Regions from separate parts of the Homo sapiens genome. Here region 1 is linked to region 2. The links are chromatin loops, found by intact Hi-C in ENCODE. Cell type or tissue: sigmoid colon. All regions are shown on one strand.

Region 1 (5,000 bases), 98 kb before region 2:
AAAAAGGGAGTTACACAGCATGGTTCTGCTCTGTTTCTTCAGTGTATACTGCCATTGAGAATCATCCTTCCCAGTAACAAAATTGTGCTTTGCAAGTTCCATATATGTGTTTTGAGTAGAATTGAATCTGGTAGAACTTCTGTTTAAGATTGGACAGGCAGGCAAGATAAGCTTTAAGATTCCTTTTGTTGACTCAGTAACACAAGCCCTGTGAAGTGAATTACAAATGGTGTTCTCATTAGTGAATTTGTTCTTAGAAATCTCGAGTCAAACAGTAGCTTCTGTAAGACTCTATATAGTTTATCAATGGCCACAATAATGCTGTATGACAACCAGAGATTCTCTGTGGCAAATAACAGTAAACAAATTTCTGGTTTTTGAGTTTTCAGAGTTCAGCTGATCTGAACTGGGCTTAGCTGATTTTGGCTGGGTTTGCTTATGTGTCTACAGACAGTTACGGGTCAGCTAGATGCCTCTACTGATCTTGGCTGGGCTCACTCTGAGTTCCAGAGTTGGATGGCTGTTGGCTGATCTTGGTTGGCCCCATCTGAGATAAGTGAGGCAACTCAGTTCTGCTCCATGTGTCTCCTCCTCTAGTGGGCTAGCTCAAGCATGTTCTCATGGCAGTTGCATAAGTTCAAGAAGATTTCCTAAGGCTTAAGCTCAAAACTGGGTATGGTCACTTCTGCTGCCTTCTATTGGCCTTAGCAAGTCACAATGCCAACCATATTCAATTTTGGGCGAAATAGACTTTATCTCTCTGTAATGAGTAGGACTGCAAAATTATGTGGCAAAGGGAATGATTTACATTGAGGGATGAGAAAAGGAGCCATTATTACAATCAGTCTACCATGGATTCTAAATTATTAGCATGAAATCAAATTCTAGTAACCATATCTCACTGTCTACTCACGTCGGCTGGCTGTCATCCCTAGTAATATGTCAGAAATGAAATATCAGGAATGATTTTTCTTTGTCTGGAGAACTCTGACATTTCAAGGGGAACTGTACCAGCTAGTGTTGGCCCAAACTCAGCTGACCCCCTGCAATATCAAGCATAAGACTGAAATACACAAAGGCCTCCCCTCCCCTCCCCTCTCCTCCCTTCCCTTCCCTTCTCTCCTCTCTCCTCTCCTCTCCTCTCCCCTCCCCTCCCCTCCCCTCCCCTCCCCTCCCCTCCTCTCCTCTCCTCTCGTTTTAGGTCATAGGATGTCCTGCCTCAGTGTATTCTCTCGTTACTTACATGTTATTAATATCATATTATAATTACTAGGATAATCTCCAGGCTTTGCAATTGCCTGGTACTCCATAACTGCTCGGTAAATATAGGCTATTATCATTATAGTGCAGATATTCAGAATAAGTTGTTGTATTTTTGGAACAGGTCCAAAGTTTCTTGGTTAGTAAAATATAAAAAATGGCCTCATTATAAGCCCGCCTGACCCATTAAGAACGATCTCCCAGGACAACCTTCTAAAATGCCAGGATAGGTGCTCCACTGTAAGAGTAACCTATTAGGAACATGAGTCCAACATTCATTCTTTAGCAGTGAGATCTATGCCATGCATTTGTTACTGTTCATTTTATTCACTGTAGCTCCATCAACTTGTTGTACAATGTAATTTTCTCATGGAACTCCATTAAAGGTGGGAAGAGGGTGCATTAAACAAAACAAGAACCCCTAATTTTTTTAGCCATCAGGCATTAATTTATCAATGCTCACGTACATAATTAATGGTCTCGCACAGCTTGTGACAGCTGGTTTGTTTCAGCCAAAACCCAGCCTAACTAAGTTAAGATTTGGAGGTATGCCACAAGAACCTAGTTAAACCTGTCATGAACTCCTCATTTGATATTTTAATAGGCTTTCCTGGCATGGAACCCAATTGCCTGGGCTCACTCCCCTCTCAGTCTAAAAGGCGTGAGTTCAGCTTCATCACTCTACATATCCTCATCTTGTCTCAAACACTTGGAGAATGGGGCTTTGAAAAGGTCAAATCCACATAGAAGAGAAGTTTATGCAAAAGCTCAAATAAAAACAAGATGAACGTGCATACAGACAACATTTAGTACTGGCAGCCCATAAAACAAAACCATGTTGTAAACATGTCCAAATATCAACAAGTCCTTTTCCCAAAACATACTGAAGAATAAAGGATTTGAAATAACAGTTCAGGGTACAGTTGGTGTCATCTCACAGTTTGTAAATTTGGCACTATTGATCTACAAAAAAACTGTAGAGAATTCTAATATATTGAGCCTCTTCTCTATGTTGTATCCCACATCAATGATTTTATCTGTTTCTTGCAAACATTTGTTTGCAAAGTTGTGATTTTGCAAGGGTGTGACTGATCCGAGGACACATGATTGATGACAGGCAGAGCCAGACTTAGAAGTTGAGTGCCTAATTCCAAGGCAAGTCTTTGCCACAGTGTGCAGATGAGTAATTTAGCTTACATGAGGTATTTAGAGTCTAATAGGTTCTTTATGTTCATGTTGATGGCAAATGGTGCTTCAAACACATATCTACATAAGTATTATTCCTTTGTTGCATACTATCAGATGGGGGAAGTCAGCGTACAAATTCATCAGTGAATTCTCTCTGGAATCAGCTGCTCTGTGGGCTCCTTTTGGATAAGGAAACAAGCCAGGCAGAGGTAGTCTTTCCAATTCCTCCAAGTGCTTCATCCAGTACTTCTTCTTTGCCAGCAACTACATGGGGCACTTTTTGTAGGGGACCCTACTTTCATCTTCATGACAACACTTGGAGATAATTATTGGTACCCTCAATATTACATGTTTTGAAATTGAGACTCAGAGATGTGAAGTAACTTGTTCAAGGACACACAGCTAATAATTAGCTATTCTAGCACTGAACTCAGTTCTGTCTGACCCTGAAGCCCGTGCTGTTTTGATTTTGTTCATTTTCTACTAATTTCTTATGTGGCTAAGATGCATGTCATGATCTTGCCTATTTATTAAGAAAAGGCACCTAGAAGCAACATCAGAGAGTGAGTTTCTTTTATCAGAAACAAATCTCCTGGCAATTTTGGAATTAGCCAGAAAGGGTTCAGATTGCCTGAGTGGGGCTGTGGAAATATGGTTTGGTGTTGGGACTAAGGGTAGGGAATGAGGGAGGTAGGGAGACAGAGGAGCTTAATGAAGAGGGTACTGGGAAGCCTCATCAGCCTTCTATGAAGAATTATGATCTGGCTCTTAGCTTCCAGGGAACAGAGGTTCTAAATGGCCATGCTTTCAGTTTCCAAACTCAGGAAGTGGTGGACAAAGTGAGACCAGAGTTAATGCTTTCACACCTGTAGCAACCAGTTCCCCACCCATCCCTTGCCCTCAAATCATCTCAGGTTGTCAATATCTGACAGAAAGTTCCATATCTAGGCACTCTGAGCCAGGGACTACTTCAAATGTACATCACTCACGACTTAGCAAATCCTATACCAAAGACACGTTGGAACTGCCTATTTTTGGTGTAAATGCTCTGAGAGTGTAGCAGAGACTACAGGTACCTGGATAGCTTTGGGATAATCAGTCTATTCCGAGCAGAAGATCAACTAGAAGTCAAGGAACTAGAGCTCCATCCGTGGAACTTTGGGGAAGAGGATCCTGGTTGGCAAGAGAGAGCTAGACAGGCTGTGGGGAGCACAGTAAACTGGATGGCATCTTGGCCAAGTCTCCGTTCTCAGTGGGACCTTAAATTTGGGCCAGGCATCAGCCTTTTTGTAAATTAGGAAAAAGGAACTTTTCTGGACGAATAACAGTGAAATGTGATCCTTCTCTCCTCTAGGTAAATGTCAGCCTGAGTCATGACTCGCATGCAGTGAGGGATTTTGGCCCTGACTCACTCCCTAAGGCAGGCATATTTTGGCAGTGAATAAACTGCATCACTGTAGCTGGTAACTCTGCCTGGATAGGAATAGGGAATAGAATCAGAATCTTTTTATATTATGAGATAATAATATAATAATTGTAGTAAAGTTTAAGTCTTTATAAGGATCAGAGAGAGAATCTAATCCGCTCTAACCTAAAATACAGTATAATAATGCCTGGTACGTAACAGGTGCTGGATCAAAGTTTGTTAGATAAATAAATCCCAAAGTGGGTCAGTTTTGCAGCTTCCTTCTGAATAGTGCTTATAGAACCACTAAAAATAGTTTTCCATTTTCACGTTCATGACTACTGAGGGTTCATTCTTTAGAGTACAAAGGTTTTCTATACAACTCAAAAGTTCTTCCACTGCTGTTAAGTTTTTTTCATCATTTATTGGTCCATCATCTAATCACTTTTCCTTTTTCTACTGATCTTACAATTTTATAAATCCATGGCCATTTAGACTTCAGATGCCCATATCCAACATCATCTACTAAAAGTCTCTCTTTAAGACTTCTTTATCAGGAGATAAGGAGATAAGGAAAGAGTGTCTTATGGTGTGATGTTGATGAACAAATGCTCATCTTTTCAAATGCTTAATACTTAAATATCTGAGTACTGTTGTCACATGCTGTTAGCAGTGACCTTCCTTTTCATTGTGTCATCAGCCTCCTAAGTGATCCTGGTTCCACGTCATGCAGTGATTTGCATGTGCTCCATGCTGTCTTCCTCTGCATCCAGGAAGCTCATCAGACCCTTTCCCTATACTACATCTTCTGTGGTTCTTACCCAAACTATTGCAATAGTCTCCTAACAGATCTTTTGCCACCAAATCATATGTCTCTAATTTATCTTCCAAACTGCCAGAAGGAGTTTCTTAAATTAAAATATTATCATAAAATTATGGACTGTTTCTCATGGCGTTAAGGGGATTAAGACACTCTTTACTTAATAAGGTACTTGAAGTCCCTCCCTGTCTGGCTCTAACTTCACAACCTCATCACTAGCTGCTTCCCCCAACAGTCCATACCAAGCCTGATGAACATTGTACAGTTCTTTTCATTGTTTCAAGCCTCCCTGTCTTGCCTATTTAAAAAAAAATTCTTCGAGCATGA
Region 2 (5,000 bases):
CTATACCTTGATTGTTTCCTCCCTGAAGTCCTACCACACTTGTAAGTGTCACAAAAGTAATAGTGTATACAGATTAACCTTTTTTATTTTGCTTATTCTTACCTACTAGACTATACATTCATTAAATCCACAGATTATATGTCCTTGTGTCTTTGCTGTTGGTGTACTGCCTGGTACCCGTCAGGTATTCCAGTGATCTTGTTTCTGCAGTTAGGTTATTAAAAGGTTCATGAGTAGCATCCATAATAAGTCTTTTATGTACCTCTCAATATTTAAGACAGAGTTGTTCCATGCAGTTGGCACACAATAAATGTTACTGACAATGACACTGAGGGATTGAGAAGAAAAAAATTCACCTTTCTTGAGATTCTGAGCCTGTATCTATCTTGGCTAAGTAATTATGCAGATAATTAAGGCTAAAAAGAAACTTGCTGTTTTCATTTGCACGGAACTGCCAGGAGTCTAGGTCTGCGGTGATCAAAGTCTCTAGGTGATGGTTTAACTCCTTGTCTCCCCAACCTTTACAGACAAACCCATAGCACTGAGCCATCCCAGAGAGCCAAAAAGAGCTAGAGTTAAAATAACAGTCGAGCGTCGGATTTAAGAGGGAGAGACAAAGAGTATAGATATGTCATTTTTATCTTTAGAAAAATAATCACCTCACTTGCTGCATTTTGGTAAATGGTGAGTAGATGCCTATGAAGATAATGATGAAAATGCTGAATGAAATTGCTGAGCGAGGTCAAGAGTGGACTGTGGGAGATAGGTATTTGGTATTTGCTGTTAAGATAAAGGATGGCCCTCACTCTCACCTTCCCCCCACTTTCCCCATTTATCGCCAACTATGAAGTCTTTTCTAATTGTCCTTTTTAGGGAAACCCTGTCTACTAGGCACTCGGAGAAAAATTAAAGCCTGGGAGGGAAGCAATAATGCTAGTGTTTCCAGGCACACAGAAAAGAAGAGACCACTCCAGGTCCACGCAAATGTGAGGAACAGAAAATGAGAGATGGGCTGGGTGAGGATCCCTGGGATCCAGGGGCTGTAGGTCAGTAAAAACGGGCTGCTTTTGTAAAGACCTCCTCTCTGGATGTCGGGTCGTTTCTCCCACACAGCCACCAAACAAGGCAAGCATTCGCTTAACACTTTTTTCTTTCCTTTCTTTTTCTTTTTGGTCATTAACTAAGGCATTTATTAAATACTTTTACGACAGGCCCTCACATGTGTGGTTTCAGTGCATATGTGGTGTACGTGTAAACACTGCTGAATTAAATTTAAAATTACAATGAACTTTGTCAAGAGTGCATGGAGAAATGTCAAATAACTGCTATGGAAAATAATATATAGTTCTTCCTTAATATAATAGATCTTAATGTTGGTTCTCTTATATGTTTAAAATAAGAATTACTACAACAACAAAAAAAACCCACAGAAGTATCTCATCCATTACTGTTAATGCTGGTGAACATCATATGGGTTATAATTTTAATATTTTTTTCTTTTGCAATGTATTAAATAATTATTCTTGTGCAATAACTACATGCATTTAAAGTGTGCAATTCAAAGAGGAGGTCATGGGAATCCCAACTTGAAGCCAGTGGGTCAGAAGTTCCTGAGGCCTAGACTTGCAACTGGTGTCTAAGGGGGCATAGTCTTGGGGACTGAGCTCTCGACCTATGGTATCTGACACTGTCTCCAAGTACATAGTGTCAGAATTTAATTGGAGGATACTCAGCTGGTGTCCACTGCTGGTTGGTGGAGAAAAACCTCCACACACTGGGCTACAGGAGTCTTCTGTGTTGATTGCTTGTGGTATGAGAGCAGAGGAAAAACCTGGTTTGAGAGTTTTTCCAAAACTTAATTTTTTTTTTTTTTTTTTTTTTTTTTTTGAGACAAGGTCTCACTCTGTCACCTAGCCTGGAGTGCAGTGGCACAATCTTGGCTCACTGCAACCTCCACCTCCCAGGTTCAAGCGATTCTCCTGCCTCAGCCTCCCAAGTAGCTGGGATTACAGGCGCATGCCACCATACCTGGCTAATTTTTGTATTTTTAGTAGAGATGGGGTTTCACCGTGTTGGCCAGGCTGGTCTCGAACTCCTGACCTCAGGTGATCTGCCCGCCTAGGCCTCCCAAAGTGCTGGGATTACAGGCATAAGCCACCATGCCTGGCTCCAAAATTTAAATATTTAAGGTGCTGGATATCCTAATTACTTTGATTTCATTATTAAAATGTATCAGATTACCCCATATACACCAAAAATATGTATATCTTATATGTAAATAAAATAAATAAATATAATTATGGTAAATCTTAAAAAGTGTGTGCAATTCATGAGTTTTGGCAGTGGCATACACCCACAAAAGTGCCACCACAATCAGGATTCAGAACATGTTTATCATCCCTCAGAAATCCTCAAGCCCCTTTTCAGTTGATTCTGCCCCACTCTCTCCCTCCTCGGGCCTCAGGCAAACACTGAACTGCTTTTTGTCACCATGGATTGGTTTACATTTATATAAATGGAATTATACATGTGTCTGGCATCTTTCACGCAGTGTGATGCCTTTGCGTTTCATCTATGTTGTTGGGTGTCAGTGGTACACACTTTTTAAAATCACTGAGCCATATTCCATGGCATGGGTTACACTAGAGCTGGCTTGACCGTTCACCTGCTAGTGGACACTTTTGTTTCACCCAGTTTTTGGCTGTTGTGAATGAAGCTACTTTGACTATGTATATACAAGTCGTTGTGTGGATGTGTGCTTTCATAATACTTAGGCTGACTCATGTCCTTTTGAAGAGGTGGGAAAACGAATGGCTCGGAGATAATGGAACTAGGCCAAGGTTGCAAATAACTGACAGGGCAAGGCCTTGAACTCAATTCAATTCAACTTCAAACTCAGTTTCTGAAACTGAGCACAGTCTGGTGTTACTGGTTGAGAGTGCAGGCTCTTTAGAAGCCAAGAGAGGCTCTAAATCCCTGTTGGCATGTTGCTGCGTTAGCCTCCCGATTTCGTTTATTTCTCAATACACTTGTTGAGCTGTACTAAGTGCTCGGCTCTGGGCCACATGCTGGTGTTAGCTACAGAAACGACTAAGACAGGTCCCTGGCCCAGCTGAGGCATAGTGTGATTCTCCAATAGGGTCAGTAGCAGGGAATGCACGTGTTCTAAGTGCTGTGAATGAACAAAACTCAGGTTCAGGCCAAAAAACATGGAGGGAACCCAAGCTGCTTCGTGTTGCTCAAAAACGGGACACAGGAAGTGGGGCCTCCATTTTCAGGGGCTAGAAAGGAAGCTTGAATGACACAAAGCAAGGGCGGGCTGAAGACTGGGCAGAGCTATGACCTCTTGCTCCTGTGAGGCAGGGAACCACTCCTCAGCTCCAGCTGATTTGGGCCAGGCCCGTGGACATCAGTTGACGTAATGCTAAAGATGGCATTCACTGGTCAAGCACTGTTGTATTTATTTTCTATATTATTGCCCCCATTTTACTGAGGAAAGAATTAAGGCATGAAAAGTAACTTCTCTTTCCTCAAGAGAAGTAGAAATGTGCACCTTTCAATCAAAATATTCAAATTGGTAGGCTGATTAAAATTAGTGTCTGAGTTGGATGCTGTACACCTTGCAGTTTGAGATCTTTGCACTGCATCCCGTACAGACTCATATGCTGAATGAAGGAAATTGGACTCTATCCTGGGGCAAGGGAAAGAAGCGATAGGGTTTAAGCAGAGGCAGTGATTTCAACTTCAATTTTGGAAAGATCATCCTGACTTTTAAAGGCGAGAGGCTATGACAACACATTCAGGACTAGTGGGAGGCAAGTCAAGTGCCCAGCAAGCAACACTGGAGGAGACGCCCACTCTCAGGGCTGTTATGCAAGTGCCCCAAACAAAAGATTTAAACCAGCTAAATAAAAATGACAGCAGATTATAAGATGTCAGGCTGGACAGGACCGGAAATAATATCAGAAATGGGGGTCTTCCTGGCCTTAGGTCACATGAATTCAGCCTGGGGGTGGAAATAAATTTATCTACATTTGACTTCTGGATCCTTCACTTACCATCCCAGGGACCTGGCGCAGATCTCCTGAACTCTGAGCCGCTGGGTCTCTTCTTCTGTCAGCAAAGGCAAGAATTTGCTTTAAAGTTAGTGTGGGCATCAAAGGAAAATAAATCTTGTCATCTTGGGGAAGAGGGTGTTTATAGTAACCCCATGTGGTGGTGGATGGGGTGGGGGAGGCAGCTCTTTTTAGGACCCTGGGTCTGGAGGTTCCCAATCCATGGGAGACCTAGACTGGGTCAGGACAGCAGTGTTCCTGGCCCTGGTCCTTGCTGGGCTGTGGGGCCCTTAGTAACTCACATTACCTCTCTTGCTTTATTTCCTTCTGAAAATATGATGGTTGGCTTAGATTTCTAAGGTTCTTTCGAACTCTGCAAGAAAAATATATATCTACAATTATATAAATGCAGAGAAAAGAATGAAAAAGACTAGGAACCTCTCAGTCTGAGATTATATCTGGATTTATCACACTATGTGGTAAAGAGGATTTTTTTTCTTGTCTATTCTTGATATTTCCCATCTTTTCCAATTTTGATTGTGCTCCATTGTAAGAAACTGGCCTGAAATCAAGGGCTTGGTGATGTGATTTTAAGAGTCCAGGTGAACCCTTCTCTGAAGACACCACCTCCTGTTTACTGTTCGTTATTTTGTGGGAACAGAGTCTTCCTTGGAGGCACTTTTAAAAATGCAAACATCCAGTGGGAATGTTCTCCAAGGGCAGCTTTTGCTATTTTTAAGCCTCCACCCTTGACACTGCAGCTGCCTCTGAGTCCCCACTTCTTTCCCGGGTTTCCACACATGGCAGGCGGCAATTTGGCTCCTCTGAGAAGTGCTGGCTGGGCTTCTAGATTCAGCAAGAGCCCAGGCTTCTTTCTGCATTTCCAGAAATGGAGGGAGTGATTCAGATCAGATCCCCAAGATTAAGAGGTTGTATCTCTCTTCT

The links. A loop is a pair of places that touch in the nucleus more often than their neighbours do. Peaks named below come from ENCODE experiments on the same cell type or tissue, not always from the same donor. Only the 100,000 strongest peaks of a DNase experiment are listed, where the experiment ranks them.
Region 1: a loop joins it to region 2, with 6 times the contacts of the local background. A loop is called at or near these places in 2 of 110 quality-filtered maps.

What each region holds. Positions count from the first base shown.
Region 1 is chr4:17,066,005-17,071,004 of GRCh38, reverse strand. No RefSeq gene overlaps it. Among named protein-coding and RNA genes, the nearest start is that of LINC02493, 120 kb to the left of the region's middle. In sigmoid colon, no CTCF peak of the experiment used is centred here; no DNase peak of the experiment used is centred here.
Region 2 is chr4:16,967,829-16,972,828 of GRCh38, reverse strand. No RefSeq gene overlaps it. Among named protein-coding and RNA genes, the nearest start is that of LDB2, 72 kb to the right of the region's middle. In sigmoid colon, no CTCF peak of the experiment used is centred here; DNase peaks (open chromatin) are centred at 3,048 and 4,868.